Linked DNA regions of Mus musculus: all the other regions are linked to region 1. A link is a loop called in an ENCODE intact Hi-C map of the cell type or tissue named here. Cell type or tissue: left cerebral cortex. All regions are shown on one strand.

The links. A loop is a pair of places that touch in the nucleus more often than their neighbours do. Peaks named below come from ENCODE experiments on the same cell type or tissue, not always from the same donor. Only the 100,000 strongest peaks of a DNase experiment are listed, where the experiment ranks them.
Region 2: a loop joins it to region 1, with 6 times the contacts of the local background. A loop is called at or near these places in 23 of 42 quality-filtered maps.
Region 3: it touches region 1 in a loop (8-fold over the local background); 8 of 42 quality-filtered maps call a loop at or near these places.

Annotation. Positions count from the first base shown.
Region 1 is chr1:36,544,145-36,552,144 of GRCm38, forward strand. It overlaps Ankrd39 (ankyrin repeat domain 39), which reads right to left and starts at 3,108. Exons shown (of 4, transcript NM_026241.4): 1 at 2,942-3,108. The coding sequence starts at 3,041. It overlaps Sema4c (sema domain, immunoglobulin domain (Ig), transmembrane domain (TM) and short cytoplasmic domain, (semaphorin) 4C), which reads right to left. Exons shown (of 15, transcript NM_001126047.3): 11 at 7,783-8,000; 12 at 7,582-7,694; 13 at 6,524-6,684; 14 at 6,362-6,432; 15 at 4,495-6,224. The coding sequence ends at 5,395. In left cerebral cortex, CTCF peaks have their summits at 1,893 and 3,243 (motif pointing right); DNase peaks (open chromatin) are centred at 1,879, 3,183, 4,054 and 4,260; H3K4me3 peaks cover 1,040 bases; H3K27ac peaks cover 1,555 bases.
Region 2 is chr1:36,680,696-36,688,695 of GRCm38, forward strand. Fam178b (family with sequence similarity 178, member B) reads right to left here and starts at 2,452. Exons shown (of 16, transcript NM_001372417.1): 1 at 2,173-2,452. In left cerebral cortex, a CTCF peak has its summit at 3,598; a DNase peak (open chromatin) is centred at 3,585.
Region 3 is chr1:36,661,127-36,669,126 of GRCm38, forward strand. The region is part of intron 1 of Fam178b (family with sequence similarity 178, member B); the gene reads right to left. Among named protein-coding and RNA genes, the nearest start is that of Fam178b, 18 kb to the right of the region's middle. In left cerebral cortex, a CTCF peak has its summit at 3,516 (motif pointing left); a DNase peak (open chromatin) is centred at 3,494.

The sequences.
Region 1 (8,000 bases):
GTGTGGTGTGTGAGTGTGTGTGCAGGTGCCATTTCCCTATAGGTCTGAGGCTCTGGTCCTTAGCATGTCCTGCTCATGTCGGTAACACACATTCACTCAGGGTTTCTTCTGCTCCCACAAATGGGAAAGATACTGGTTGAAGAGATGAGAATTATACAGAAATAAAGATAACCATGATGTGAGCATGGTAGCACACGCCTGTAATGCCAGAGGCCTGTAAAGACAGAGGCCGGCAGATCTCTGTGTTCAGGGACAGCTTGGTCTACAGAATGAGTGCCAGGACAGCCAGAGCTACACAGTGAGACCCTGTCTCAAAAAATCAAAACAAGGGGGCTGGAGAGATGGCTCAATGGTTAAGAGCACTGACTGCTCTTCCTAAGGTCCTGAGTTCAAATCCCGCAACCTCATGGTGGCTCCCAAACATCCATAATGAGATCTGATGCCCTCTTCTGATGCGTCTGAAGACAGCTACAGTGTACTTAGATATAATAAATAAATTTTTTAAAAAAATCTAAAAAAAAAAAAAAAATCAAAACAACAACAACCAGAGCTGGAGAGCCGGAGAGGAGCTGGTTCAGGAACTGTTGCTCTGATGAAACTCATTCTTCAGAAGACCTGGGTTTGATTCCTAGCACCCATAAGGTGGCTCACAACCATCTGTAACTCCAGCTTCAGGGGATCCAATCTCCTGTCCAGGCATATGCATAGTGCATACATACAGGCAAAACAGTCATATACGTTAAACATGTGTGTGCATATATAATTTGTATATATAAATAATTATATTTTTGTTTATTTTTTTACTTGTGATATATATACACACACATACACATATATATCTGTAATCAAAGAGATGGCTGTATAATTTGTATATATATAATTATATATACTGTATATTTTTTACTTGTGATATATATATATATGTATATGTATATATATATGTAATCAAAGATGTAATCAAAGAGATGGCTCAGTAGTCAAGAGTAGTTAGTTGCTAGGGCCAGGCAGTAATGGTGCACACCTTCATCCCAGCACCAGGGAAGCAGAAACAGATGGCACTTTGTGAGTTCGAGGCCAGCTTGATCTACAAAATGAGTTCCAGGACAGCCAGAGTTATATAGTGAGACCCTGTGGTTGTGGGGTGGGGAGAGATGGACCAACAAAACAAAACATAGCACACATACATACACAAAGAAAGTCACCAAAACAGATTTAATTCAAAACTAAAAAAATAAATAAATAAACCCCATGCTTTACAGAAAAAAAAAATTCACATAATAGGTATCTTTATCACATGTGAAAAATAAATAAAAGAATAAGCTGATAAAATTGCAGCAGGTGATAACAAACAATTTCTGAGACAAAGTGTCTAACATGCTCTGCCTTGAACTGGCCTTGAACTGTGACCTTCCCGTCTCAGCCTTTGAGTCAGTCCAAACTGCTACAAAGAGAGCAAAGCATTAAGGTAACAGGGTAACCAGAGTGGAAATGCCAGGGCTTTGAATACCACAAGGTTTCTTCCTCCACACAGGAAGGGCTGACATTTTGAGGCAGATCATGTCTGTTGTGGGGAGCCAACCTGTGCGGGTCAGATTAGCTGTGACACACAAAAATATCTCTAGACCTAAACTGGGCATAATTGTCCCCAGGTTGAGGACTCTCTAAGGAAGGGGGGTCCCTGAAGAAGTGCCATAGAACTGAATGCTGGCGGGAAAGCCTCAGTCAGCCTGAAGCGGACTAACAAACAAAACAGACCATGTCATCGGACAGAGGGCTTGCATATTTTAGAAACATAAGGGTGATGGCTGCAAGGGTGAGAACCATAAAGAGGTACAGAAACACAACAGTCAGTCTGGCTTGGGGAACTAAACGCAATAGGAGGCGCTGGAGAGGCGGCTCAGTTAAGAGTTCTGTCTGCACCAGGCCGGTGGTGGCGCACGCCTTTAATCCCAGCACTCAGGAGGCAGAGGCAGGCGGATTTTTGAGTTCGAGGCCAGCCTGGTCTACAAAGTGAGTTCCAGGACAGCCAGGGCTATACAGAGAAGCCCTGTCTCAAAAAAAAAAAAAAAAAAGAGAGAGAGAGAGAGAGAGAGAGCGCTCTGGCTGCTCTGCAAAGGACCAGGGTTGTTTCTCAGCTGGTCACATCTGTAACTGCCAATTCCAGGGAATCTGAAGCCCTATTCTGGCCTCCAGGAGCTAAATGCACATAAATAGTCTTTAAATTAAAAAAAGCGTAAATGTAATCATCTCATTTGTTATTTTCTAAAGGTACAGCGGAGAAAACACTTCAAGAGGAGGAAGCGGGGAGTCCTATTATGTCCCTAGTCCAAAAGATGGGGGTAGCAGAGGTGTAGAGAAACGCCGCCCGCTAGGAAGCCATTCCTATGGTAACCATCAAGTGTTCCGTATCATCAGCCCTACACTGATGACAACCTTGCTACAACTGCACAAACTACCTGTTCCTGGGGATAACATGGTAACCGGCACAGAAGAACAGGGACCACTGCTAATAGCAAAATCTCTGTATGATTTTGGACAAAACAGTCACACCCCTGCGCTCCACAGTAAATCTTTCGAGATCACTGTCATTGCTAAAACTTGTACACTCACACCCGAGAGCAGCAAGGGCCAGCTGCCCTGACCTCCCCGGTGGATACGAACCACCAACTGCAGATTCTTTCCCTAGCTCCTCTGTCACCTGACCAGGCTGTCTCCTAGCTGGGTTGGTCTCCAGACCCAGTTCAGAAACCAATGCCTCAATTTACCCGTCCGCACTCGAGACGGAGTAGTCGAGGGGCTTCCTGCCACGCTTTGAAGCCAGCCTTCCTGCACCAGGCCCGGAAGCTCCAAACACGGTTCGAGGCCTCCTTCAGTCCACGTTCCCGGAGATGGGGCTGGAGATTGCCCGCCGCCGGCAACGCGGCCGCCTCACCCCTCTCACCCCTGTCGAAGTCCATCTCCTCCAGCGTCTGCTGTACCCCGGGCACCGCACTAGGGTGAGAGCAGCAGGAGCCATCCGCGCAAAGGTGCGGCGCCGCCATCCCGGCGGCCGGGACTGCAGCCAAGCGCTCCTACGAAATGCCCACCCCTCCGTCCCAGGTTGACCACTCGACGTCCGTAGTTGACCTTCGAGTCCCGCCTCCTCGCCCCAGGCCAACCAATCCTGCATTTAGACCTTAGCTTAGCAACCAATGAAAGTGGTGAGGTGTGGCTGGATAGACTGAGCCTTGCTGCTTTGCTACCACGGGAGGGCGCCCAAGGCTAACTAAGCACAAGGAAGAGCAAAGGCTCGGGAATCCGTTGAGCTCCCCGGGAGGAGGCAGGACAGTTCGTGCAGCCTCGCCTTGTAGGGTGAGGGGACCAGGCAGCTTGGCCTGTCTGGTAGTGTTTATGTCGCATTCGCCAGAACCGAGGCCTCGCAGGTTCCCCAGGGCACAAGGACTCTAGACGCGGCCCATAGTCCCTCTCTCATCTCCCAAGCATCACTTGAGCTGTAGGCCATCCATGGTCAGATCAGTGACCCGCCAGAAAGCTACTAACACTCTGACCCTCGTTCTTTAGCAATCCATCAGGAAGCAGGTGGCCTGAGGGCAAGGACCTGGTAGACCACCTTTGTGCTTAAGCCTCTGCCCACTCAGTGGGCGCTGGTTGCCAACACCCACTGGGCAGACAACTGAGCTAAGGGAAACACACTCAAGTATTTCCCAGCCTCTTCTGACCCACACTCAGGGAAACAGCAGCCTGCTCAAGGGTCATCCAAGTGTATGGGGGGTGGGGGGTGGGGTGGCAGCTAAGGGTGGGCAGAGAGCTCACTGTGGTCTCTGTTCCTATGTACCGGTTAGATTGATCTAAACCAGGTGTGTCCAAATTGCAGCCAACAACAGCATCAAATTTAGCACAACACAAAATCTTAAAATGTCTTTTTTTTTTCCTCCTTCCTATTTTCCTTCTCGAAATCCGATTGGCAGGCAGCTCTCATTAAGGGCGCTCAGAAATGAATCCAGGCTGGGCCTGTTGTTTTTCCCAGGAACATCTGGGCCTACACCACTCCCTCACTAAGACAAGGGCTTGATACTGACTGGGTGGCAATAGGGGACTATCCCTACCCAGATAGGACATTCGAGACTAGCATTCTTCCCCTCCCACGGAGCTTGTCCTAATCTCCATCTTTATAAAGACACTGTCCACACAACTTGAGAAGCCTCTCCTTCAGCCCCTGACTCCCTGCTCACCCTCCCTATAGTTCTGGGAAGACCGTCTCCTTCTCCTCCTCTTCCCGAACGCTCTGCCTTGTTTCCCTGTGGCACCAGGCCAAGTCCAGCTCCCAAGCAGAGTAGCCCTGCTCTGGCTCCCAGTCCCATAGGCATCACTGTGGGAAAACACTTGAGTCTCAGCTGGCCCCTCCAGAGATGCACGGACAGGCATTAAGACCATGATGGCCCAGACCAAAGGATGAGTCCCTCTTAGGTCAATAAGTGGGTTTGAGTCAAAATATCTGTGTGGCAGGGTTAAATTTCATTTTCTCCATTTTATTTGTCAATATAAAAATACTCAAATATTTACAACAAATAAATATGTGGGGACACAATAAGTTACACTGTTAGCCCTTTTCCCAGAGCAGGGAGAGGATAGGCCAGTATCCATAGCATGCCCACCTCCTCCCTTCCCTCCCCCAACAACCCTTCCCAGCCCTGTCAGAAGAGCGCAAATATAAAATACCACCGAACCCGGAGGGCAAGTGGGAGGCCCTGCCCACCCCTCCCCCTGAAGCAGGAGGTTCCATCTCCACCCCCAACCCCCGCCCTGAAAACATTCACAGCCCTAGGAGCAGGGCTAGGCCCACCCCCGAGTCCCGCACTCCCCCAAAAGGGGTACAACACCCTGTCCTTCCCTTCCCCGTATGTACATCACTGCCCCAAAGCTTGGGACAGCTGGGGGTAGGAGAAGCAAAGTGCTATGACCCCCTTCCCCTTCATAGCTCCAAAGACTCAACCAGGAGGACCCCAGGCCAAGGGAAGACGTGATAGAGACAGGAAAGTTACAACACACACACACACACACACACATTCTTCCACATGCATACCAACACATATATGCACAAACACGCCCACATCTTGAAACCTCTTCCTTGCAAAGTTTTGGCTGCTGGGGTCCCACATGTCTCAAATTCACAGAGGAGGGTGTGTCTCCTGTGAGGCTGAAGTCCTGGTGAGCCACACCAAGTGGCAGTGCCCATGCTGAGCAGGTCCTCACGGCCGGGCAAATGCTGGGCAGTGTCTGTCCCAGGCAGAGCAAGTGCCCCTGCCATGTCCCTGAGGTAGCTGGTGCCTGTGCAAAAGTTAAGAGTGCACCTCCCATGAGACCCCCCCCCGCCAATGAGGTGGGGGGGTCCCCTCATACTGAAGACTCCTCTGGGTTGGAGTCAGGCAGCGGCTGGCGCTGTTGTAGTTTCCGTCGTAATTCATCCGCGAGCTCAGGCAGTGGGTGCCCAGATCCTCCTCGGTCCTCTCCGCCCAACTGTAAACGCACATAACCATTGGCATTTGAGTTCCGACCACCTCCTAGGTGGAGCCGAGTTGGAGAAGGCAGAGGCTGGCCAGGTATGCCAGGAGGTGGGGAAGGGGGCCCACCCCCAGGCTGGCACCGGGCGTGACCAGGCACAATCTTGAGAGAGCCATCCGAATAGTAGTACCCGACAGGATCCCAAAGTTTCTCATCAGTTTCGGGGCCAGGACGGAAGGGGGGACTGGCAGGCTCCTTGGGCAGTTCCAAGGGGTACACCAGTGTCCTCTCAGATGCCTTGGCACCCTTTTCTAGCTCTTCTCGAAGTCGCCGGCGGAGCGATAGGACCAGCAGCAGCAGCACCAGGCACACAGCCCCCAGGGCCACCACAGCGAGCCACACGAGCCCCAGGTTTTCCAAGGGAGCCCGTGCCTCCAGTGTCACCGACGAGCCGGCCACGACAGCAACAAGGTAGCTTTCTGCAGCCAGTCTTGTCCCCTGCTCCTCTGAATAGCAACGATAGGGTCCAGAGTGACGGGACTGTGCGGCCATCACCACCAGCGCCTGGAGTCCCGTGTCATAAAGAAAGGAGCCAGGTTGTTCTGCAGGCAGGTCCTGGCTTCCGAAGGTCCAGTGGGCATGGGCCAAATTGGACGAGAGGTGGCAGGGTAGGACCAGGTCTGTGCCTGACACAACGGTGATGTTCTTGGGAATAGATCTGACTGCAGAGGCAGAAATGAGAGAGAACCCAGTGTTAATGCAGGAACCCCAGGTCCCACAGTGAGAGGTGATAAACTAACTCTGGCTGTGATCCAGGGGCCCATCCTCAAAATGAGGGAACAAAAGGAAAACAGCTCACCTTTTTTAATGCCATACTGGTTACACATCTTTGAAGTGTCCAAGTTCGCCACATGTTGGACCAGAAAGGACCTGGTAGGGAAGAGAAGTGGCATCAGAGATCCAACTCCAATCACCTTAGCCTCCCCCTCCTGGCCCTGGCACTCAGAGACGACTGACTCACCCCGAGCGACCACTGGTGGTGGCCACACAGCGGCTGGTGTTGACATTCCAGGCACAGTAAGGGTCCCTGGCCAGGACACAGTCTACACAGAAACGGTACTTTGTGCAGTCGGCCAGAGACAGCTGAACCAGCTGAGAGCGGGAGCCAGCAAAGAGCACCTTCTACAGTAAAACAAAGCACAGGGTAAGCCACACCACGCCTCGGGGTGATGGCTGAGATTTGTTCAGAGAGCATAAACATACTAGGTCCCCCAAGGAAGAAAAAGGCAGCGGAAGAAAAATCCAGGCCAGAGGAACAATTTTGATGAGGGCTTACGACAAGCCATCAAAATCCTAATCACTTTACAGACATGACCTTCTTAGACAGGGACGGACGGCAGACCCGTGAGGCTGAGGCGTACGCTCACTTGCTCACACTCGGGCCAGGAAACTCAGTTTCCCCCGGCCCCCGGAGCCAGCACAGTGACAGCAGTGCCTATGGAAGGTGGGGTTCCTCTGTTTGAATGGTGACTGCCAATCTGCATGCTTGCTCAGCCCCACAATTCCCTTGCTGCCATCTCATTATTCAGCGTTGTAGGGAGCAACTTTGAGTCATAGTAGCTGGTAAAGGGCAAGCAAATCAGAATCCAGAGGGTGATGCGAATATGAGTTTTGCATAAAGGTGTTAAAAAAAGAAAGAAAGAAAGAAAAGAAAAAACGTGAACACTTAAATGAGCCCGGAGACTGAGGGCCTGGCTCAGACACCCACTAGGGACTCAAAGAAATCGGATGTCTCTGTTGCTTGGGTACCAAAACATCTTGACCGAGAAGAGACTGCAGATAGAGCTGCAGCCCCACTTGGAAGGAGTTTGCCAAGGCTGGATTCTGGGAATGGGGGCCCCACAGGGACTGGCTCTATAAGAGAACCTTCAGAGGACAGGTTCTGGCCACCTTAGATCTCTTACTTCTGGGAACTCGAGAGCTACATGAGCCCAACTATGGATGGCATAGAGCCTGGGCGCCAGATAGACAATGGAGCAGAGAACAGAGAGGGAGGTGCGTGTGGCCCAGTCTTACTACCTTGCTCTGAGACAGCACCAGACTTTCCACTGGCTCCTGGTCAAACACCTGCAGTTCCTCCACCATGTGGATCCAGGGCCCCAGGCTCACAGCCTTCAGCAGCCAGCCATCTCCTGGAGAGGTGATGGGAATATGCAAATGAGGAATCAGGCTATGGGGCCTCCCCAGGTTCCCAGCCTTGGGCACACCTGAAGCGCCTACCTGTACCAATGAACAACACTGTATAGGTGGCACCATCAAGCCCTGGGACCCTGTCGGCCACCACGTGTGTGAAGTTAGTGTTCTTCTTCACAAGTAGGGGGCGGCCCAACCGAGGCTTCACCTGGTCCTCCATCAGGGGGTGCTTCTTGATGAAGTTGAGGGTGTTGTCCGGCAGTTCCAGGGAACTGGTGTAGCCATTGTCTCGGTGCCAGTTGTTG
Region 2 (8,000 bases), 140 kb after region 1:
AACCAGCCACCTGGTGTGGGGGTGACAGTAGTTGTGACTTCATCTGAGAGCCAGGGAGATCCCAGAGGTGGGAAGGGCGACGTCCGTACACACCATGGCCATGTTAGCTATGATTTACATGCTAAAAGAATCTAATTTTAGAAGAAGCTAAAAAGTCATCCATGAGTGGTCCCAGCAGGAGTCAAATCCACAGAACACAAGGCCTTCTGGGGTCTAGTGTGTGTTTTCTCTCAAGACAGAGACCAGGGTGATGACCCTTAGCCTTAGGCTTGGTCCATGCCCATCTGTTTAAACATACCACCGGCCACAGACAACCCGTGCTGCTGACTGGTACCTCTGATATCCTGCAGCTTCATTAGTGAACCTCACTGGGAGCACAATCGTTAAGCCAGCTTACAATACAGTAGTAAGTAGGCCAAATCCCCAAAGCTCATCTGGCACGCTCACTTAGAAACAAAAGAAACAGGGCTGGAGCAATGGCGCAGTAGTAAAGAGCTCCAGCGCTCCTCAGAGGACCTGTGTTCCATTCCTATCATCCGCATCAGACAGCTCATAACTGACTGCTTACAATTCTGGGTTCAAGGGGCCTGCTACCCTCTTCTGGCCTCTGTGGGTACCTGCCAGTATATGTACATAACCCCTGACACCGCCCCCCCCCCTCTCTCACACACTCACACACACACACACACACACACACACACACACACACACACACACACACACGGTGGCATGGGAGGGAAAGATCATGTCCAGGTGAGCTCCGAGTACTAATAACTCATAAAGTAGCTGCAGCAGCAGAAGTCTGAGACCCAAGGACTGGGACTGCTGCTTGCTGGGCAGCTAAGTTTGGCTGCTTTAAATACCTTTCACTCCAAGGCATTTCTCTATCCACAAAAGAACATGTACACACACACACATTATACATGCCTATTTTCAGAACCTATCCTTTGGCTCACATTTCTTGACTACATAAACATTTCCAAAGAAGTCAGTCCAAGGATCTTGGAATCCAGTCTGATAGCAGCTCACTCTTTCTCCCTGAGTCTCCAAATCAGAAACCTAAAATCACTCAATCAACAACGCAGCTGACAGAGATGCTAATGATTTCAAGGACACCGGTGACTTTCAAGCTGCTAAGACAAGATGACAAAGGGAAGGCAATTATGGGACCCAAGTTCAGCGCTGTCTCCATGTGAATAAACACACATCTTAGAATCAGAAAGAGGAGTTGTTAGGTGTCCAGGCTAGAACACAGGAGATGAAGGTCTAACAGAGAGGCCTCAGGTCCCCTGGTTAGTGTGCACCATGGCCAGCAGGAGGGCCAACATGGCCAGCAGGAGGGCCACCATGCTCTCCCGAGTTAGTGCTTTTCCCAAATCACACATAGCCAAGACTCTCTCCACTCTCCATCTCGGTCTCATGGTGTGCTTTCAACACGTGACCTCCCACCTTTCTATCTTTCTTTTTTCTTGGCTTTATGGAAACGAAAATAAGAACAGATCCTTGGAAAATAAGAATATACTATTTTCTATACTAAATATAGAAACTCCAAAGCGCTTTGAGCATCAATGTCCAAACAGTCATGATGAACGTGGAAAATTATAGCTGCCTCGAGTTCCCTAATACTGCTGCAGCAATATGCTTTGCTCCCAGGAGCATGCTCTATGTCTTCTTTTAAACAAATATTTATTGGCTAGGGATGCTAGCGAGGGCAGTGGCAGGGAGGCCCCAGCTCACAAGCTGAAAGACTTGAAGATCGGAGTGTCATTCTCTAAGAAAAATTAAGCAGACCCCAGCGTTGTAAAACTCTTACATCTATCAAACTAAGCATAAGCCGGGTCTGAGAACAGCCGATGGTTCCGGAAAGACAACAACTCATTTTTATGCCCCGGGAAACATTAAGAAACAAAACAGGACAGGCCACACCACCCCAAAAAGAAACCATCACGCCAGGCCTTGGCGTACAGCATGCTCGGCAGAACAGGGCTGTGGGATTCTGTTCATGTGGGCTGACCTGACAACATGGAGGGGTGGGTGGGGCTTGGCCTACCAGTGAGGGCTAACCCTGAGCCAGATGCAGGAAAACAGAAGGATGCAGGCAACCGCGCTAACATGGCCTCCCAGGCCCGGATCACTCACGGGTGAGGAAATTGTGGTCCCGGAGGAACTTACCGGTAAAAGGCAGCTTTTGGTCCTACCCCGCGGGCTGTGATGGAGGCCTACTCATGGGAGCCCTGGACTCAAGAACCTGAAGAGCAGCCACAGGAAGCCGTGGCACGGGAAGGAACCTCCGAGGCAGCCTCAGAAGATGGGGCACAAGAAGCTGGAGCAGGAGACCACGGTGGTGGGGGGCCAGGTCAGCAGGGACAGTCGAGAGGAGGGACCTTCTCGGGGGCCCAACCGAGCCTGCCAGGCCTAGCGCACTCACCGTTAGGGCAGGCTGTGACCTCTCACGTGCTCCTCCCCACCCCGTCACGTGGCAACCCCCTACGCGCCCTCGGGTCGCGTGGCAACCCCTCCACGTGCGCGCGCCCGGATCACCCCGCGCCACTCAGCTTCTGAATTTCAGCCAGCCTTGGGTTTTCCAGATGCGGATGCGGAGGGCTTGCTTGTGGCCCAAGATCAAAGGGAAGGCAAGGAGATTTGAACTCGGGATGCGCAGTTTAACGTTCAGCGGTCTAACGACGGGACTTTTCCAAAGTCGAGGCGCCGCAGTTAGTGGTGCATAGCTCTACGCCTTTCGCTGTTGAATGTTGGCCACGAGCTGCTTTGAGAACCTGTTCTGGGCGTTCTTCTGTGTGAGTATGCAAGCGTGAAGGAGAGGCAGCTTAAGGGATGTCAACCCTGCGGATTGACAGCCAACACTGGTTGAGCCCTGGCCCAATAACTAACATTGAGAGAGGCCACTTATATGCGTCATTTTGATTTAGCCTCAGCCAGACCTGTCTTCCATGAAAATCTGTGCCCTACACACTTGAGGAACCAGTACTTAATTAGGCATTACTTGTAGCTAATTAATGATCTGTTGGCCCTGTTCTCCAGGCAAGAGGGCAGTAGAGCTGAATTTTGCCAGCCCGACTCTGGAATTTTAGCAAATTCTGTCTCTGGAGGGAGCCCTTCTTTGGTGACCAGGATGGTATGGGCAGGATCACAGCTGTCCTAGTATGCTGGAGGAGTCTTCCTCTTTTCTTTTAATGGTCTAGTCAATTCATCCGACTTCCAGTTGCAACAAGCATTTTTACTTTTAATTTCATTAATTGTTTTTGAGACAGGTAGTCACTGTGTACCACAGGCTGACCTCAAACTCCAATTAAAATATCTGATTCTCCTGCCTCAGCCTTATGAAGAGCTGGGTTTACTCAAGGAATCAGCCCGGTCCTCTCTGAACTCCTTACTGTTCTTTGGAAAGCGCAGGCCATCTTAAATGTTTGGGCGGGTTTCTATTAAAGAGCACCATTTGAAAGTTTAATAGAAAGGCACGGAGCCAAGCCCAACCAAATGAGAACACAAAGGATAACTCAGTGGATAAACTGTTTCCAGAAACGGAACCGCGCGTTAGCTGTCTGCAGCCCGCTAGAGGGTGCTGGTAACCTGACCAGTTTCCAGATAAGAAACAGGCTCTAGGGCCACCTGCTGGGCCCAGAGCTACTGTATAGGCTTCTGAGAGCCCAGCTTGACCCTGGGGCTGTTTCTACTGGCCCGTCTTTCCCCGTAAGGGATTCCATTCTGTTTAGGGACTCCCCGTGTTTTGTGTCTTTAGGACATTTGAATTCATCCAAGGGATTCTGGAAAGAGTGGAAACGGTAGTTTGTTAAGCCGGACTGCTTCATACCCTGGAGGCCTGCTGACTCTTTCTCCTCTTAGAATCTGCTTCCTTGGATTTTATTCCAGGGTAACCACATGTATGTGTGAGACTACTAAGTTATGAGTCAAAATTAATCCCTTTCTTTTTCTCCTCCCTCTCTCTGCCCAGGCTGATCTGGAACTCACTACATAGTCTTGAACTCACTGCAAGTCTCCTTCCCCAGCCTCCTTATTTATTTATTAGTCTTCATATACCCCAGAAGAGGGCGTCAGCGCTCATTACAGGTAGTTGTGAGGGCACCATGTGGTTGCTGGGATTTGAACTCAGGACCTTTGGAAAAGCAGTCAGTGCTCTTACTCCCTGAACCATCTCTCCAGCCCCTTCCCCAGCCTCCTAAATGCTGGGTTATGCAGGTTAGCTACCACCCATGACTGTGATTTGTTCTGTTAACACAGTAAAACAGGTAGCTTTAGGCCTTAAAGTTTAGGCTGAAGCAGGGACTGCCCAAACTGGCTGAGTACTCCGCAATTGTCCTCCCAGAACCTCCCTGATCTGTTCCCTCTGCTCTCTGTGCTGGAGGGAGGGGAGGGGTGCTTCCCTCCACATTGGATATCAAAGGTTTTCTCAGGGTCTAGGCTGTCCCTCTGAATGCCAGTGGAGCTCAATGGTAGAAATGGGGGGGGCGGCGCACAAACTCCTCTCACTGCCCTGGCACAACCCTTACCAGTGACAATCCCAGGTGCCCAGTGGCTCTCACAGAAATTTCAGTGAGGCACCTGAAAAAGGGGTAGGGGCTGACTTGACTGCCCAGCTGTCACGCTTGACTCCATTCCATAAAATAATAGATGCTTTCAATAAGCATCTTAGTCTAACCCCCTGAGCCCAGTGGTAGCCAGGCTCCATGCTGGCAGTAATTTCACATGACCCATTTTGGATTTGTGGTGTCTGCATAAAAACATTTCACTCTGATGTGAAAGGGTTTTGGCTCCAAGCAGCTCTCCTCCTCACACCACCAGAGGCTCCTTAGGGTCAGGCCTAGCAGGCCCGAGGCACGTTTACTCCTCACCCCTATTATAATTTTTTTTAAAAGATTTATTTATTTATTCTATGTATATGAGTACAATGTAACTGAACAGATCGTTGTGAGCCTTCATGTGGTTGTTGGGAATTGAATTTTTAGGACCTCTGCTCACTCAGGTCAACCCCACTTGCTCTGGTTGGCTCTGCTTGCTTAGAGCCCAAAGATTTATTTATTTACTTTTGTTTTGTTTTTCGAGACAGAGTTTCTCTGTGTAGCCCTGGCTGTCCTGGAATTCACTCTGTAGACCAGGCTGGCCTCGAATTCAGAAATCCTCCTGTCTCTGCCTCCCAAGTGCTGGGATTAAAGGCGTGTGCCACCACTGTCCGGCGCTTTATTTATTATTATACATAAATACAATGTATCTGTCTTCACACACGCCAGAAGATAGCATCAGATCTCATTATGGGTGGTTGTGAGCCACCATGTGGTTGCTGGGATTTGAACTCAGGACCTTCAGAAGAGCAGTCAGTGCTCTTACCCACTGAGCCATCTCGCCAGCCCATCCCTGCTATAATTAAAAACTTGCCCAGCATGCATGTTCCAATGGTGTCCAGGGCCTCTGGGGCCACCAGAGGTCAGAGCTGTATCATAAGCAGCAGAACTAAACCTGAAGAGCTGCTTTTTGTTGTTGTTGTTAGATTTATTTATTATATGTATGTGAATACACTGTCATCTTCAGACACACCAGAAGTGAGCATTGGATCCCATTACAGATGGTTGTGAGCCACTGTGTGGTTTCTGGAAATTGAACTCAGGACCTCTAGAAGAGCACTCAGAGCTCTTAACCGCTGAGCTATTTCTCCAGCCCACTGAAGAGCCTTTTGACCCTACCATTTCAGCTTTGGTGATTCTGACCATACTAAGGACACAGATCCACAGACAGACAGACAGACAGACACACACACACACACACACACACACACACACACATACACACTATACCAAATAGATTTTAAGGCAGAAATATTTATTTGACTTAAGAACCAGCCTTGGCTTTGGTCCTGAAGACTCAATATAATTGCTTTAATATTCAGTAAGAATCAGAAAAACAAACAGTTCCCCTAAGTAAGAATATCACAATCTCTGAAGAGGTAACTGTCTTAGTTAGGGCTCTCCAGAGTCACTGAACTTATGGAATGTCTCTATATATTAAGGGAATTTGTTGTGTGACTTACAGGCTGCAGTCCAACTACCCCAACATTGGTCAGCTGTGAATGGGAAGTCCAAGAATCTAGTTGTTCAGCCCCACAAGGCTGGTTGTTTCAGCTGGTCTTCTGTAGAAGTAGACTCCAACAGATGTGCTGGCAAGTAAATGCCAAGCAGGTGAAGAAGAGAGAATCTTCTTTCTTCCAATGTTCTTATGTAGGTCTCCAGCAGAAGGCATGGCCCAGTTTAAAGGTGTGTACCACCATGCCTGGATCTGGGACTTGTTTTGTCCCAAGCTGATCTTGAACTTGGAGACCTCCTTGCCTCAGTCTCCTGGGATTAAAGGCATGTGGTACCTTGCCTAAATTTTCATAGCCATTGTGCCTCAAGATCTCCATGCCAAGATCCAGTCAGAAACTTGTATCTTCCAGCCTCAAGATCTGGATCACAGGTGAGCCCTCCAATTCTGGATTGTAGCTCATTCCAGATATAGTCAAGTTGACAACCAGGAATAGCCATTACAGTAACATAGTCACAGAGTTAAACACAAACTCAAAACAGTCAAAATAGGAAGTAAGAAGTGTTCGTTTCATCCCCACCTCCCCTCATGGACCAGCTCCCTCCAAGTCGACCCTTCAATTTCGTGTTCACAAAGGTAGCAAGCAGTTTTGTTTTGTTTTTGCATGTCTAGAATTTCCCCCTCCCCTTTTAAGTTTCATTTGTTCATTCACTCATTCATTCATTCCGTGTATAGTCTGTGGACACACGTGCACATGTGCCACAGCATGAGTGTGGAGCTCAGATGACAACTTGTGGGAGCCAGTTCTCTCCTTCCCTGGGGGTTCCAAGTATCAAACTCCTTCTGCTCTTGGCCATTTTTCTGGCCCCAGAATTCCTTTTTGTCAAAGGATGAAACTATGAGCACACTGAATAGAACACCATTAGGCTAACATTTACTGCTAGTGTATATTCACTGTGTTTTAGGCAATTACTCTGTCATCTGCAGAAAAATGTGGAGACATGGAAGACACTGTGTCAAGTGAGAGAAGAGACTCACAGAGCGACCAGCACAAGTTTCCTCTCTCATGTGGAAGCTGAACAAGGGCGTCTGGACTGTAGAATAGGTTTGATATGCTTGGCCCAGAAACTGGACATATTTAGAGGCGTAGCCTTGTTGGAGTAGGTGTGTCACTGTAGGTGTGGGCTTCAAGACCCTCATCCTATCTGTCTTGAAGTCAGTCTGTTTGCCTTTGGAACAAGATGTAGAACTATCAGCTCCTCCTACACCACGGCTGCCTGCACGTTGCCATGCTCCCACTTTGATGATAATGAACCTCTGAACCTGTAAGCCAGTCCCAATTAAGAGTTGTCTTGGTCATGGTGTCTGTTCATAGCAGTAAAACCCTAAAACAGATAGTAAATGCTAGAAGCTGGGAAGGCTGAGGAGGGGGCATAAAGGAAAGCTAGATTTGATTAGTGCCCACCATATACATGTGTGGAAATACCACAGGGCAGAAAACGCCATTCAAGGCCTCGCTGTGTAGCCCTAGCTCACTGGGAACTCACTACATAAACCAGGATGACCTTAAATTCACCCAAGATTTGCTGGCATCTGCCTCCTGGGTCTGGGGATTAAAGGACAATGCCACCACTCTTTAATACATCTTAATAAAAAATAAAATAATAAGAAAAAGAAGAACTAAGACACAGGGTTAGTGTAAGGTAGTTTGCCAGAGTGGCAGTTGACAGAAAGGGCAAAAGACCGAGACAATCTGAAAAGATGTGCTGCCCGAGGCCTTGGGACTCAGGTAGCTGAATGTCTGTAGCAGAAACAGCTCTGCACTGTTCTCTCAGCTAGAGGCAAACTGGGAAGACCCTACTAGTATGGAGATGAAATTGCTACACATTTCTAAGCAAACAACTCAGCATAAAGTGTCAAAATGTTTCATGCCCACACTCCTGTGATCC
Region 3 (8,000 bases), 120 kb after region 1:
GACATCAAGCCACACTGGGTAAGGAAAGGGACAGCTTGGGGTTGCTACGTATGGGTGGCAAGGGTAGTAATTCTCCATATGGTTGCCTTTGGCCCTGCCTTCATCATGTCACTACCTGTGCAGGTGATATGGCCTATCCACATGGAATGGCTAGCAAAGTCATCTGCAGCCACACCTGAAGCCCATGGGATGCTCTGTCCTTAGTGGAACTCCTTACAGGTGCGGTGATTGCCAGAGAAACCTAGAGATTCTAAATCCCTGTGTTTCCAGGACGGGTCTGGTACCCAGGAGGACTTCCTTCTCTGGGCCTATGACAAGGACTCGACACTGTGCCTGAGGTCAGGTAGCTGAAATGAAGGGGCCATCTAATTTTATTTCAGCAGCATAATGGGTAAGCAGAGGACTTTGATACTGTGTGTGTGTGTGTGTATGTACATATATATATATATATATCACGTCCCCCAAATCCGTCCAGACCTGGCACATGGTTAGGGGCCCATACTTTTGTGTTGAATTAAAGAGCATTAAAAAGGAATATTGGAGCCGGGCATGGTGGTGCACACCTTTAATCCCAGCACTCGGGAGGCAGAGGCAGGCGGATTTCTGAGTTTGAGGCCAGCCTGGTCTACAAAGTGAGTTCCAGGACAGCCAGGGCTATACAGAGAAACCCTGTCTCGAAAAAAACAATCAATCAATCAATCAATCAATCAATAAATAAATAAATGGAACATTGGGACTGGCAGGATGGACCATGTTCCATACATAGACTTGACTCAGGACCATTGAGACTGGCAGGATGGACCATGTTCCATACATAGACTTGACTCAGGACCATTGAGACTGGCAGGATGGACCATGTTCCATACATAGACTTGACTCAGGACCATTGAGACTGGCAGGACCATGTTCCATACATAGACTTGACTCAGGACCAGGCTTGGAAGACCAGGCTGCAGTGAAGATGGCCGCCAGCTGCTAATGAAAGCCTGGAACCCAGTGACCTAAGGAAATGAGTTTATAGAAGTTTGCTCTAAACCAACTAGGTTCACACTTAATAACAGTGGAAAAAATTCAAATCAGCTGGGCATGGTGGGGCATACCTGTGATCCCAGCACTCGGGGGTAGAGACAGGTGGGTCTCTGTGAGTTTAAGGCCAACCTGGTCTGCAGAGTCATCTTTATAACTGCAATATATCACTAAAAATTTAATTTTTATAACTGATCAAAAAATTAAAAATGATTACAATGAATACTGACATGTGAGAAATGATCACTGCTTACACTTAGAATGGCTTGTTTGGGGTCAGCAAGGCGCCTCAGCTGGTAAAGGTGTTTGCCATGGAAACCTGGAAACCTGAGCCCAACCCTTGGAACCCAGGTAAAGGTAGAAAAGAGAATCAATTTCACAAAAATGTCTTCTGACCTCTCTTCATGAATCTGGGTATAAAACATGCACACAAGTTCATGTACACAACACACACTAATAATATAATGATAATAATAATAATAATAATAATAATAATAATAATAAAATGGCTTCTTTCTTTTGTTCATTTGTTTTTTTTTTAAAGATTTATTTACTTATTATATGTAATTACACTGTAGCTATCTTCAGACACTCCAGAAGAGGGCATCAGATCTCATTATGGATGGTTGTGAGCCACCATGTGGTTGCTGGGATTTGAACTCAGGACCTTCAGAAGAGCAGTCGGTGCTCTTAAACGCTGAGCCATCCCACCAGCCCCCATTTGTTTGTTTTTTTGAGATAGGGTCTCACTATGTAGCTCTCTGGCTGTCCTGAAACTCACTCTGTAGACTAGGCTGGCTTTGAACTCACGAAGATCCACCTGCCTCTGCCTCCCAAGCGCTGTATTAAGGCATGCATTACTGGTTAAATGGCTTCTTTCTTTTAGGGACCAACCTATCAAGGAAATGTAACCATAAAAAATGTCTGTACCCTGGAACAACATCAATAAAAAGTTATTCAAAAAGCCTTAGGATATGAGCTGTCAAAGGTCTATAAGCTGGTAAAAGTCTCAGAACCAACACTTTATGAACTATGAAGTTTAATAAATTAGAACACCTAAAAAAACAGCTGGATATAGTGGTGGCCACAGGTAGACATTCTATTCAGGAGTCTGGGGTAGAAGGATCAACTGAATTCTGGAGTTCCTGGCCGTTCTAGGCAACAAAGCAAGAGAGGAGAGAGAAGAGAAGAGAAGAGAAGAGAAGAGAAGAGAAGAGAAGAGAAGAGAAGAGAAGAGAAGAGAAGAGAAGGGAAGGGGTCTGGAGAGATGGCTTAGTGGTTAAGCGTTCTCACTGCTCTTGCAGAGGACCTAGATTCCATTCCTAGATTCCATTCCTAACACCCTTACAGGTGCTCACAACTGCCTGTAACTCTACTCCAAAGGAGTCTGACACCCTCTTCTGGTGTCCACAGGCACCTGTGTCCATGTGGTGCGCATATTTGCACTCACATACACATATACATGAATAAATTTTTTTAAAAAAAAATCTTAAAAACCAAAACCAAACAACTAGGCATGTTGGCAGGCCTTTAATCCTAGCACTTAAGAGAACAGATTTAGGCAGATCTCTTGTATTTGGGGCCAGCCTGGTCTACACAGAGTTCCAGACCAGCCTGGAACACCTTATCTCAAAACAAACAAACACAACAATTAAAAAAACCCAGAAAACAAGAAATGAATCCAAAACAAGTAAGAATGTCACAATGACCTGGTCGTATCCCTTTGCCCTAGCTGGATAGATACAGAAGGATAACTGAAGGTGCTCTTCAGGGTTGGCATCGCAAGTCTCCAGAGGCCCCCCAGGGACTCGACTAGAGACCAGAGGCTTATGGCTCTAAACCATAAGAGCTAAGAGCCTCTAGTTTCTGGCTGTAGAAGCTAGAGACTTAAAAGTTCTCGGCATTAGGTTATTACAGAAATATAAAGCAGGGCAGTGGTGGCACATGCCTTTAATCCCAGCACTTGGGAGGCAGAAGCAGATGGATTTCTGAGTTTGAGGCCAGCCTGGTCTACAGAGTGAGTTCCAGGACAGTCAGGACTACACAGAGAAACCCTGTCTCGAACACCTCCCCCCAAAACAAAACAAAACAAAACAAAACCAACCAACCACCCAAACAAACAAACAAAAAGAAATAAACTGTAACAACCAGCACTGCCTTGGCACTTGGAGGCCACTGTAATCTCAGCTTCCAGCAGCAGTGTGTAGCAGCAGCAACTCCAATAGTGGCATCCCAGCAGGCCTCTGGTGCTGGAACCCTCAGCCCTACAGTGGGTCAGTGGGTCACAACTCAGGTATCAGCATCCTCAGTCCTTGACAGAAGCTGGTGATACAGCTCCTGGGCTCAGGGTGTCACAAACACTGGCCTTTGAGGCTTAGTAGTGTAAGCAGGACTTTTTATGGTCCTCGTTGTCCTTATCTTTACCCTTTGTTTCTGCCCCCCCAACCCCATCATTTCTGGAACTCTTCAGCTGCCCTCTTGTGGTTGCTGTTGCTATCTTCAAGGCCACTCTACAGTAACACCCACCCTCTTATTCGATAGTGTTATCAGCTTAGCAAACTCTTGTGATAATGAATATCAAAATTGGGCCATCGAGATAGCTCAGTGGGGAAAGGCATTTGACCAGCAAGTCTGATGCAATTAAATTCAATTTCTGGAATCCATGGTGGAAGAAGAGAACCAACACCCACGGCCATGCATGTGTACTCAGGCCAGAGGCCTTTGGCTCCCAGCAGCTGTAGTTATAGGTGGTTGGGAGTCACCTAACATGGGTCCTGGGAACCAAACTCTAATACCATGGAAGAACACTTAACCACTGAAGCCATCGTTCTATCAGCCCCCCCCCCCCGTACACTCCCCCCCTCCCCCCCACGGCAGTGCACTTCTGAATCCTACCCCTTGGGGGTGGAAGCAAGGAGGATATGAACCTTGTCATTTTTGGCTGGACCCTGAGTACAAGGCCAGCCTGAGTTATTCTGATACCCTGTCACACAGAACCAGAATAATCACACCAAAATAAAACAACCTCTAGAACTATAACAACACCAACAACATCAATATTAAAAAATAGGCAAATTAAAAAGACCACTGAGAGAAAACCTGGGCTTAATGCTGTAACATTTGGAAGCCAGCGCAGGAGGGTATCTCCTGGATGACTCAGAACGGGAGGAGAACAGCCTGCCCATCCCAATAGAAGGGTTGGCAAACATGTCTGCACCAGTCATGGCATCCCCTCATGTAAATGAAGGACCGAATGTGAACCAACCACACAGACTTTCTGCTGGGCCCCTGGAAAAGTGCTGCTCCTCTGGCCTGGGCGAGAGCTCGGCTACAGGGTCATTGAGAGTTCAGAGGCTTTGACGGCAACCAGTCAAGCAAGAGTTGTTGAAACAGTCATGGCTGAGTTAGCACTCTGGATTGGGACTACTTCTGCAGCACTCAGTGCAGCTAGGGCCGCACTGAGGCTTACTAAAGATGCATGTGGAACTTCAACGGTGGGCTGGCATGTGGGCACTCAGCTGGGTGCTCGGCTCAGAGTCCTTGTGCGAGGCGGCAGTGCACCAGCCTAAGAATCGAATGCTGTCCGTGTTGTCACACTTTCTACTCCCTAACACTCTGTCTGATTCAAAGGAAAGACAAACATTAAAAGGGATTGTGGTGGTTTGAATAGGAATGTCCCCATAGACTCCTGTGTTTGAATGCTTGGCCCATGGGAGTGACACTACTAGGAGGTGTGGCCTTGTTGGAAGAAGTGTGTCCCTGTGGGGGTGGGCTTTCAGCTTTCCTATGCTCAGGCTCCCCAGTGTGCAACGAGAGCTTCTTCCTTGCTGCCTTCTTTCTGATCACGATGAAGAATTCTTGGCTCCTCTAGCACCATGTCTGCCTGCATGCGGCCATGCTTCCTGCCATGATGATAATGAACTAAACCTCTGAACTGTGAGCCAATTAAATGTTTGCCTTTATGAGTAGCTGGGGCCACGGTGTCTCTTCACAGCAATAAAACCCTAAGAAGTGGTGGCTGGGGCCTACAAACATGGCTCAGTGGGCAAAGTGCTTGCTGAACAAGCATGAGAGGCAGAACTCAGATCCTTAGTGTGTATTTAAAGATCCAGCTGTGGTGGTGCACATCTGGGTACTTGGGGCCAGCCAGTCTAAACAAAACAATCAGCTTCTGGATCAGTGAAGAGACCTGGTCTCAAAAAATAAGGCAAGACTGTGAGGTGGCTCAGTGTCAAGTGCTGGCTGCAGGCACAGGAAGAATACAGAGCAGGGCTGGAGAGACGGTTAAGAGCACTGACTGCTCTTCCAGAGGTATTGAGTTCAATTCCCAGCAACCACATGGTGGCTCACAACCATCTGTAATGGGATCTCATGTCCTCTTCTGTTGTGTCTGAAACAGCTACAGTGTACTCATGTACATAAGATAAACAAATATTAAAAAAAAAAAAAGCCGGGCAGTGGTGGCACATGCCTTTAATCCCAGCACTTGGGAGGCAGAGCCAGGCTGATTTCTGAGTTCGAGGCCAGCCTAGTCTACAGAGTAAGTTCCAGGACAGCCAGGGCTACACAGAGAAACCCTGTCTTGAAAAACCAAAAAAAAAAAAAAAAAGGCATAGAACCCTTTAAATGTTGAGGGGGTGTGGTTACCCACTGGTAATTACAGTGTTTAGAGGATGGAGACAAGGGATCCTTGACATTTTCTAAACACACACACACACACACACACACACACACACAAGACAAAACAAAATGTGGAGAAGAGTGAGGAAGATCTACTGATGTCAAATTCTAGTCTCCTTATGCACCTGTACAGGTAAGCATACATGTAAACACAGGTATACCTACACAAGCAAACAAAATAAAATACACACCTATAATAAATTTTTTATTAGCATCAACTGTAATTTTTGTATCTAATAGCACCTACAGAACAATCAGCCCATGACTCCATGCTCCAGGGAGAAGTGGGCTGTGCTAAGTTGAAATTTCAAACGTTCATACTACCAGTCTCTCCTTCCCGCCACCTCTCTCTCTCCCCCCTCCCCTCACCCCCTTCTTCCTATGGATCAGGATGTAGCCCCCTCAGCTTTGGTTCTAGCATCATGCCTGCTTGCATGGTACCATGCTTTCTGCCATGCTAACCCTCTGAAACTGTACACAACATCAAATTAATTCTCAAAGAGCTGTGGCTGAGGTTTGTGGTGCCTGGGATACAACCTGGGGCCTCCCACTCTTTACCACGGAGGTAATTACCAGGCCCTGGTTCTGTTTTCTGACTCCAGCACCATCTTGCAACTCTCTGATTCTGAAAATATCCTCTTGGGCCTTTGTTTCACCTTCTCCTACTCAGGACTTCTTCAGAGATGGAGTGGTCTTTGGGGAAGCGTTTGTCAAAAGCATGAAGGGCAAATATGCTCACTGGCTGGATGGAAAGAGCAGCCAAGGGAGCAAAGAGCTGGGCAAGGAACAGAAGCTGATCTCGCTGGGGAGTGCCTGAGAAGACCCTCAAGGTTAATGCCTGCATGATCTCCCAGAAGCTCCTAGTGAGGAAGCCCCAGTTAGGCAGTGGCAGGAGACCTGGTGAGTCGCTGAAGGAGCACCCAAGGGAACCAACAAGCACGGCCAGTGCCTCTCCTGCTGCAGGTCTCTTTCCCCTCACTTCCTCTCCCCTTTTCTTCTTTTGCTTTAAACTCTGGCTGTTTAAGACACTCTATTAAACTTCTTTTTGAAAGAAGAGAGAAAGAAAGAAAGAGTGTGTGTGTGTGTGTGTGTGTGTGTGTGAGTGAGAGAGAGAGAGAGAGAGAGAGACAGACAGACAGACAGACAGACGTCTTCATATACAGCACTGGCTGGCCTCAAATTCATACCTGCCTCAGCTCCCTTCCACTCTCAGCTTTGAAATAATGTAATGGTCACTCAGCTAAAGCAACAGAAACAAGTGATCATAACCAAAAAAAAAAAAAAAAAAAAAGCCTCTAGAGAACTCACTACCCACACAGGAACAACAAATCCTAGAGCGTAAGAAGCCAGCTGTAAGCCAAGTGTTATCAAACACACCATAAAAATGCCCAGTTGTGGGCTGGTGAGATGGCTCAGTGGGTAAGAGCACCCGACTGCTCTTCCAAAGGTCAGGAGTTCAAATCCCAGCAACCACATGGTGGCTCACAACCATCCGTAACGAGATCTGACTGGAGTGTCTGAGGACAACTACAGTGTACTTACATATAATAAATAAATAAATCTTTAAAAAAAGTGATGCAAAAATTGAAGTTACAATTTCTTACATTAGCACATAATTTGCATGTTGATGTAGGATTAAAGCTTTTAAAAATTAAAAAAAAATGCCCAGTTGTGCCTTTTTTGTTTTGTTTTAATGACCTGTTATCTCTCCTGTAGTTTTGGCTATTCTAGAACTTCCTATGTAGACCAGCTGGCCTCAGCTCACAAAGTGAGTTCCAGGACAGCCAGGGCTACACAGAGAAACCCTGTCTCGAAAATAAACCAATAATAATAATAATAATAATAATAATAATAATAATAATAATAATAAGTGAAAACATTTCAATGCCTCACAAATAAGCAGATGAATATAAGCCAGTGTGTGGTAACTCCTTTTTCTCCTGACTTAAAAGATGGCTATGTAACGCAGCACTCATAAATCTCTTCTGACAGACACAACATATAAAGTTATTACTTATATAATAATGTCAACATAAAGGAGGGATACTATAGCTATACTGGTATACAAAGGTTTTGTGTGTTTGAATTTAAGGCCTCTAGCCTAGGCTGTCTCACACTTCACTCTCTCTATGTAGCCAAGGATGGTCTGACCCTTCTGAGCCTCCTCTCTCCATCTCTTAAGAGTTGAGGTTACAAGCAAATATTACCATGTTTGGTTTATATAAAGAGTATGTTAGACTGGGGCTTGAACCTAGGTTGGTGGTTTGAATGTCCCCATGAGTCTGAGAGTTGTG